Linked DNA regions of Homo sapiens: region 2 is linked to region 1. A link is a loop called in an ENCODE intact Hi-C map of the cell type or tissue named here. Cell type or tissue: dorsolateral prefrontal cortex. All regions are shown on one strand. Links, peaks and the distances in the headings refer to the core of each region. The heading gives the core; the rest is flanking DNA. Region 1 has its middle 29 kb from the start of LYZL4. Region 2 has its middle 39 kb from the start of LYZL4.

Region 1 (4,390 bases), core at 320-4,319:
GCAGATACCTTAAGATGCCGCACACCCTACTTTGTTGGCTCCATCCATGGTGAGCTGGGGGAGAGATTTGGGCAGCGGTAAAATCTACTACAGACCTATAATTCCAGGGACTTTAAAATTCCAGAGGCTGTGTAACAGGGAATGTTATCAATTCTCAACAGTCATTTTCTTCTTTTATTCCTGATTGTAGCTGGGCACACTGCCAATCAGCCAAGTGATTACTTACTCCAGCTTCTCTTGCAGCAAGATGAGACTGTGTCACTAAGAGATGGCATATGTGACTTTCCAGAAGAGGGAAAGAACTGCTCTTTTTCCTCCTTCCTCCCTCTTGCTGCTTGGAACACATATATAATGGCTGAGGCTCCAGCAGCCCTCTTGGACCACAAGTTTGAAAGTCACCTGCAGTGAACGCAGAGGGAATTCCAGAAGGAGCTTTATGGAACTGTTACAACAGTCCTGACCTGCCTGCCTCTGGAATTTTGTTGTTGTTGTTTAACAAAATAAAATAAAATTCTGTGTTTTGGCCACTGTGAATTGGGGTTTTTGGTTACTTGCGGTCACACTCAACCCCAAGTGATACAGATTGCAGAGTACGGAAGTTTAAGGGTACAGATTCAGGAACCAAACTGCTGGGCTCACACTCCAGTTTTGCCACCTGCCAACTAGGTGAGTCTGGGATACTCACATGACTTCTTTGCTTCTGTTCCCTCATGAGGAAAATGGAGATAAAAATGCCTACCTCATAGGACTGTTGCAAGGATTAGAAGAGCTGACAGAAGAGAATATAATGCACTTAGAAAATAGTAAGCATCAAGTTCTGTGAACAGTTCCTGGGATAGCAAGTGCTCAGTAAGTATGGACTTTTATTGTTTTTGTGTGGAGGCACATGGTGTGTGTGCATGCATGTGCAATCTTGTCTGCATGACCCTATCAATCCCTACTGGTGTTGTCTGATGAAACTGTCACCCCTCTGACGCCCATGGAATGCTCCCTGCAGGTGGCAACTGCGTCCTCCTCATTTCGACTTCTAAGCCCTCACCCAGAAGTGGAGTCTCATGCTTCCTCGGAGGCAGAGCTTTTCCTTCTCCTGTTGCAGGCTCCGCCAGGCACCCCATGGTTTCTCTCCCCAGCATCGCTTCTTTGTCTTTGTCTTCCTCACCTGCTGGGGTGAGGAGGCTCTTTAGGTTTCCCCTAGAAAGGAGGTGCAAATCGGGATGCCAGATTTAGCAAATAAAAATACATATCACCCGGTTAAATTTGAATTTCAGGTAAACGATAAGTAGTTTTTTATTGTAAGTATGTCCCAAATATTGCTTTTTTTTTTTTTTTTTTGAGACGGAGTTTTGCTCTGTCACCCAGGCTGGAGTGCAGTGGCAAAATCTTGGCAAACTGAAACCTCCACCTCCCAGGTTCAAGCGATCCTCCTGCCTCAGCTTCCCAAGTAGCTGGGATTACAAGCATGCACCACAATGCCCAGCTAATTTTTGTATTTTCAGTAGAGGGGGCGTTTCACCATGTTGGCCAGGCTGGTCTCAAGCTCCTGACCTCAAGTGATCCATCTGCCTCAGCCTCCCAAACTGCTGGGAATACATGCGTGAGCCACCCTGCCCAGCCCCAAACATTGCATTTTATCTGGCAGCTCTAGGCATGGTCCCTAGGATCCCCCACCCCACTCTGCACCCATCTGAGGTCTCTGCTGTATTCTTCATCCCCTATTGGTGACAGGTGGGTGGGTTGGGGAGCAGGGCCATTTTCAGGGAAGCTCCTATTTTCTTTCTCTCTTGCTGCCCCTTATCATTCTCTCCCCACCTCTGCCCTGAGAAACTTCCTCTCTTCTGAAGCAGGCAAAACTAGCCCTGATCTATATCTCAGGCCTTGGAAGTTTCTAGGTTACCTGTAAATTTCCTTTGGGTTCTTACAACTCAAAGTTGACTTTCCAAATTCAAAAGCCAAGCCAAGATTTTGACTCCCTTCTTCTCCCATCCCTGCTGTATCAACCCTTCCCTGCTGGAAGTCTTTGCTGTTGGGGCTGAGGAAGAACTGGGATGCATGAGGAAATGCAGCAAACATTTCCAAGTATCTTCCAGCAACACACAGAGGGACTTGTTGAAATCTCCCCACAGTTCCATTCTTATTCCTGTCCCAACTCTTTGTTTCCATGGCCACTAGGGTGTTTTCTGTCACCATTATCAGTCTGTTAAAGGACAAGTGCACCTGGTTTATTCACATCTTTCTCCCCTATTATCTGTCAGAAAATACAACAATCAGCTCTTTATGTTGCTTCCCAGAGGGCACTGCCATTGTGTCTGCTCTGTCAGCCAATGCCAAATGCATCACAGCAGAGAATCCCAGCCCATCCATCTGCCGTGTGATCAGGACTGAGATGAGAAGGGAGAGGAGGCTTCAGGGACTGTTGGAAATTGAGAAGTGCTTTCTTCCAGCCAAGCACAACTTCTGGCAGATGTTGCTGCAATGTCCCTGCATCTCTTCCTAATGGAGCATCTGCCCAGTAAGCTTAGAACATGTCTCTGCAGACGTGTTCAGGAGACTGAGGAGACCTGGGCATGACGTTACCTACACGGCACAGTGAACCAGCGAGACAGAGGGACACGGGCAGCTAATTCTGGCGAGTGTTCCTCCTCAGCCATCAGGCTAAAAATGTACCCATTTGTGTAAGACATAGGCCTTAGTCACTGAAGAAAGTGAATGTGTGATGAAGAGAAGCGTCCTACACTTGGCAAACTTGCTGAGAATTCACACTTTCTGAATCAAAGTCACTGACATTTTTGGAAGATCCAAATTTAATCAAGGCATTTTCAAAAGATTCAAACTGAATCAGAAAGACATGAGGCCCCATTAGTGACACGAATCTCGATGACTAGTTGGAATTGCATTTGCTAGGAAGCATAATTTTCACTGAAGGTGACAGAAAATTCAATTTCGTAGGATTTGGGAGGGGGGCCTGTTTGAAGTTACATCATTAGGATCAATTAGAAAAGAACAGTTACGCCTGAGATACCGTGTATGTTCCAATGTGGAGCATGCAATTTCTTGGGAATAGGGTGGGCAGAGGTTTTGAAAGGCATTGTTTAAGCCTTGAGGATTGTAGATTCAAACAAAACCTTATTTAAAAGCCAAATATGCACAATACGAAAGTGAGCTGCTTTGAGGAGCAGGCCTGGAGGTGGCTCTCTGTCCCCATCTGGTATTTGCCATATCTGCCTGTTTGTTAATTATTCCTCCCCCTGCTAGAGTGTCAGTTTCATACCAGCAAGACTTTGACTTGTTCACTGATGTATCCCCAGCACTTTGAGCAGTGTCAGACACAGGGTGGGCCTTGTATTTATTGAATGAATGGGCGAATGGAAAGCCTTCTGGGGTGTGTAAGACACATCCACTATTATTAGCATTACTATTAGCATCTAAGGCCAAATGTCTTTCCTATGCTCTAATAAACTTATTAAGCAGTTTGCACACATGATCTTATTCAACAACCCTGCACAGTAGGTATGTAGATCCCTAGTTTATAGATAAGGACACAGAGCCTTAGAGAGGTTCTATGCCCCAAACCTCAGGACCAGTAAGTGACGAAGCTGGTATTCAACACAGGCTTGCATGGCTCAAAGACTGGGAAGTACCTTGCTTCTCTCTCTCTCAATTAAATTAGTATGTAATTTATATACCATACAATTCAGTGGTTTTTAGGATAGTCATAGAGTTGTGCAACCATCATGACAATTAATTTTAGAACATTTTCTTCATCCTCCACTGACCTCCTTACCATTATCAGTCACTCCTCATCACCCCAGCAAGTTCCCCAATCCCTAGGTGCTCACTAAACTAATCTACTTTCTGTCTCTATAGATTTGCCTACTCTGGACTTTTTTTTTTTTTGAGACAGAGTTTTGCCCTTGTTGCCCAGGCTGGAGTATAGTGGCGCGATCTTGGCTCACTGCAAGCTCCACCTCCTGGGTTCAGGTGATTCCCCTGCCTCAGCCTCCCAAGTAGCTGGGATTACAGGCTCCCACCACACCCAGCTAATTTTTGTATTTTTAGTAGAGATGGGGTTTCACATGTTGGCCAGCCTGGTCTTGAATTCCTGACCTGAAGTGATCCACCTGTCTCAGCCTCCCAAAGTGCTGGGATTACAGGCATGAGCCGCTGCACCTGGCCTTTTTTTTTTTTTTTTTTTTTTTTTTTGAGACAGGGTTTTGCTCTGTCATCCAGGCTGGAGTACAGTGGCACCTTCTCTGCTTACTGCAACCTCTGCTTCCTCAGCTCAAGCGATCCTTTCATCTCAGCCCCCTGAGTAGCTGGGACTACAGCTGTCTTCCCCCACACCTGGCTGATTTTTGCATTTTTTCGTAGTGATGAGGTTTTGCCATGTTGC
Region 2 (4,390 bases), core at 216-4,215, 68 kb after region 1:
CTTTAAGGGAAGGTGTGCTTTGGGAGGATTCACACAGAATTCAGCCACTTTCTGATGCACAGGGCTTCTTAATTCCATTCTTCATCCCTTCCTGATTGTGCATGTCTTAGTGTGCTATTCAGCTTAGCCCAATCTGTAGTCATTGCCGGCAATGAGAAAAGTGGTCGTTCTTAAGGTTCTCCCCCAAGGACCTGCACACACACATGCACACCCTCCCCCACGCCCATGCTATGGCTAAAGCTAAACAGCTTGTACTAAGAGCTGGGTAAGGGTGTGTGTGTGAAATAGTAACCCTTGTGTTTTGGAAAGAGTAAGAAATTCTCTCAACACAGTCCCATGTTGCCCTAGGTCATCCCAATAGAGAGAAAGCTGATCTGCTACAAATGTGGCTGGCACCCAGGAATATAGGGTTTGGGGCTTCCAAGGCAGCTGATGACAAATGTCCAGGACCCTCACCTCATTCCTGACTCAGTTTCCACCTCCCCAGGCTCTCCGCACCAGCTCCAAGCTTTTAGGTTTTGCATCCTAACTCTTTTTTTGTTTTTATTTTGAGACAGAGTTTTGCTTGTCCCTCAGGCTGGAGTGCAGTGGTGCAATCTCAGCTCACTGCAACCTCTGCCTCCAGGGTTCAAGCAATTCTCCTACCTCAGCCTCCCGAGTAGCTGGGACTACAGGCACTCGCCACCATGCCCTGCTAAAATTTTTTTTTGGTTTTTGTGGAGACAAGGTCTCACCATGTTGGCCAGGCTGGTCTCAAACTCCTGACCTCAAGGGATCTGCCCTCCTCAGCCTCCCAAAATGCTGGGATTACAGGCATGAGCCACCACACCCAGCCATGCATCCTAATTCTAGCCCAGTTCAGACATAGTATGACAGCCCTGGTTTCTCCTGATGAGCTTTGGACCCTTGTAATACATGCTGTGGGTGCCCCACAGTGATCTTTCCCATGCACATGGACCCCATATGTCAATTGCCAGCAGCTGCAACTTGCTGCCCAAAGCAGGCTTTCTCAGGCTTCTTAAGCCCATTAAGCTGTTGCAAAGAGCAAGTTGTGCTGGAAAGTTAAGCCCCACTCCCCAGCAGCCATGACCACTGGTGGGTGGGAGTTGGGGTGGATAAATACCTCAACTTCCTCACCCTTTGCTGGGGGGGACAATGCTGAGGCATGCTCCACCCTGACTCTTAAAGGTGCCCAGTGGGACTGAACTCTCACTGTTCTCAGGGTAACCTACACATTAAAGCCTGCTGCATCACTGTCTTCCTTTCTGTAACTCACTTCCCCACTGTCATACTGGTGTTTCCCAGAATCACCTCCAAATCAACTCCTTGTCTCAGGGTCTGCCTCTGGCAGCCCTCTTTCTTATTTTATGCAGTAACACAGTATTCACTAACCATCACTATATGTCAGACACAGTATTCATCTCACATCAACTCTTTGAGGCAGGTGCAGTGATCACTCGCACCTGACAAATGAGAAAATGGAGCCCACAGAACCAGCAAGTGGCAGAGTTAGGATTTGAATTCGAATCTTTCTGGTTCCAAAAGTCTTTCCTATCCCATCACATGATGCTCACCTGATTCTTTTCACTCTGGGTCTCTCCCCTGCCTGACCAAGCCCTGGCTACCAGGACAGAAATGGACGTGGCTGACCAGTTACTATGACACCAATTATCACCAGAAGTAGGAAATTGTAGTTCAGGAACCAATTGTGCTGAGACAGCTGGCTCCAGCCCACAGAGGCAGGCAGCACTATTATTTTAAGAATCCTCCTGGCCACAGAATAGCAGCCTTTGTGACTGTGGAGGTTGGCACAGGAACGGTGATGCCCGCCCTATTAACAGGCTGTGTAGGAAGACCCAATGGAAAAACCCAGCTTGGAGGCTCTCTAGTCTGTTTTGCCATGGAAACTTCTACTACTTGTAAGGAATAGAGAACTGACAATTTGGAAGTCTGGAGTCCAGTTCCCATCCTTCCCTTTATTGTCTGCATGGGTTTCAGATTCCTGCTTCCCTACACCAAACCTCAGTTTCATGGATTATATGTACTGAGCCTGCAAGCATAGGCCATTGTGGTCCCATCAACTGTAACATTAAGAACTGAGTGAATTTTAAGTGTTGGGTGCTTCATTTGGATGTTTCTCAATAATATTTGGTCTGTGGTTGACACCCAGGTCTTGGCAGTTGTCCAAGACCCAACTTCATCTTTGGACAAGGTGAAAAAATCATGGCTATGTTTCATCCAGATCAAAAGAACCACGTGATTGGCCAGGAATATATTTCTATTATGTACTCAGATTCTAGAAAAGATGGGCATTTGTTCATTCCTGCATTCAAATAACCCTTTAGAGTACACCCTTGTTCCAGGCCCTGAGCTTGGCATATGAATGCAAAAGTAGACAACACAGGACCCTTGATTTCAAGTGTCAGGAAATCCCACTGGAAAGTGATTAATGGGGATGAGTGACATTGAAAAAGATTTGGGATTTCTCTGCCACCCCTGAGTGCTGGTCTCCATAAATTCTCCTCTAGTAAGGCAATAAACCACAGCAGCTCTTTAGAGAAAGATAGGCACCATCCAGACTAGGACAACTAGGGCAAGTGCATCCAGTATTACAGAGGGGAGATGGGAGTTCCAGGGGAGAATCAGGAAGGACTTCCTCGAAGAGGTGATGTTTAGAAGATTCACAGGACTCAGCAGTTGAAGATAGAGAGAATGCTGCCACCAGACCAAATGTGTGCAAAGTCCTCCAGGGAGGAAACAGGGAAACCTGTTCAGGACACAGGTTGTTTCGGTTGGATGCAGCCGAGGCTCCCTAAAGACAAAAGGAGATGGGGAAAAGGCTGGAAATGACCATTCAGATCGTATGAGGAAGGTTCTGAATTCAGATGGAGGCATAGTCAATTCTGGAGAGGAGATTTAGTAGACGAACTCTACCAGTCAGCATTCTGAGTTGCAAGCAACAGAAATCCATTCCCACTAACTTTAGCAAAGAGAGGAATTTATTAGAAGAATGTAGTAAAGCCTGAAGATTTGAAAGAAAAGCTGACTAAGTGGGCCTCAGAAGATACAAGTATCGGGACATGTAGAAGGAAATAGTGGTAGTGAGTAATGAGCAGTGTATTAGTTAGGTATTGCTGCAATAAAGCTGCCTAACAAATAGTCCCCAAATCTTAGTGGTTCACAACAACAAACATTTCATTTTTCTTTTTCATTGGCCTGGAGATTGGCTGGCATGACTCTACTTCAGGCCACAGCTGAGTTTAGGTCTGTAATACGTATCTCTTTGTTCTCCCTGGACCAGGGGCTACCTGGGACTTTTATTTTCATAACAGAGGGCAGAAGAGCAAGCCAAACCACAGAAGAATATTTAAGGCCTGTGTTCTGATCAGGCTCAGTAATATTCCCTTGGCCAGGGCATGTCCTGGAGAAAGAGAAGGAAAAATAAGGAGGTGGGAGTCCATGGTTGGGGGTGGGTGGTGTCTGTGTGGGAAGGGGGTGGGGTTTCAAGGGAAAATGCTGTAACTACTAAATAGGGGCAGTGTTGCCAGTGGGATTGCAGTATACTGAAGTCCAGCAAGCCAGCTAGAGTCCCTTCCTCTACTCAGAATCTTAGTGACTCCAGAACTCTAGTTACTCCAGGTTTTCCTTACATCTGATGATGGATGCAGAACATCCTGGAAGTGTTAATATTATCCCCCAGCTTCACAGCGTGGGAGCCCCTGGAGTCTTTGTTTTGTTTTGTTTGAGATGGGGTCTTGCTGTGTTACCCAGGCTGGATTTGAATTCCTGAGCTCAAGCAGTCCTCCCACCTCTATCTCTCGAGTAGCTGGGATTACAGGTATGCATCACCACGCCCAGTACATATTCCTGCTCAGACCCAGGTGATAAAACTGAACTCGAAGGGAGCAGCCTGCATCCCCAAATGCTTGCATGAAGCCTCAAGCCTTGTGGCCCCCCAGAACTGACCAGGGTCCCAAGAGATCAGATCATGCAGGGGTTGTGGGGTAGGGGAGTTAAAACCTCTTTTCTGGATCCAAGTCGAAAGCATTCCACTTGCCATTGCCCCTCCGGATGGGGAGCAAAGCTCCCAAAGTTTGATGCTGAAGCCATCAGCCCTCCCCAACTCTGTGTCTGGGCCTCCGAGAGCCTGGGGTTCCTCTGGGAGGACAGCTTGGCGACTGCATCCTGCTAGGCGCTGCACCTTTGGCTGCTCTCTAGTTCAAACATAAAACTTTTTATTCCAACTGGTGATTTTCCTCTCTTGGCCAGGGCCAAGTCTTCTGTTTCTATAAGCAGAGCCCTGGTTGCTAGGTGACAGCCTCACTTCAGGTTCCAGAGGCAGCTAAAGCAGAAATGAACCAAAGAGATCTGAAGCCTTCACTTTAAAGAC

The links. Hi-C counts contacts between places; a loop is a spot of excess contacts. Peaks named below come from ENCODE experiments on the same cell type or tissue, not always from the same donor. Only the 100,000 strongest peaks of a DNase experiment are listed, where the experiment ranks them.
Region 2: it touches region 1 in a loop (8-fold over the local background); 4 of 110 quality-filtered maps call a loop at or near these places.

The regions. Positions count from the first base shown.
Region 1 is chr3:42,437,805-42,442,194 of GRCh38, reverse strand. No RefSeq gene overlaps it. Among named protein-coding and RNA genes, the nearest start is that of LYZL4, 29 kb to the right of the region's middle. In dorsolateral prefrontal cortex, for the core only: no CTCF peak of the experiment used is centred there; DNase peaks (open chromatin) are centred at 2,365 and 2,564; H3K27ac peaks cover 2,079 bases.
Region 2 is chr3:42,369,370-42,373,759 of GRCh38, reverse strand. It overlaps a transcript of LYZL4 not described here. Among named protein-coding and RNA genes, the nearest start is that of LYZL4, 39 kb to the left of the region's middle. RefSeq lists an enhancer at 3,493-4,121. In dorsolateral prefrontal cortex, for the core only: no CTCF peak of the experiment used is centred there; a DNase peak (open chromatin) is centred at 1,789; H3K4me3 peaks cover 413 bases; H3K27ac peaks cover 3,175 bases.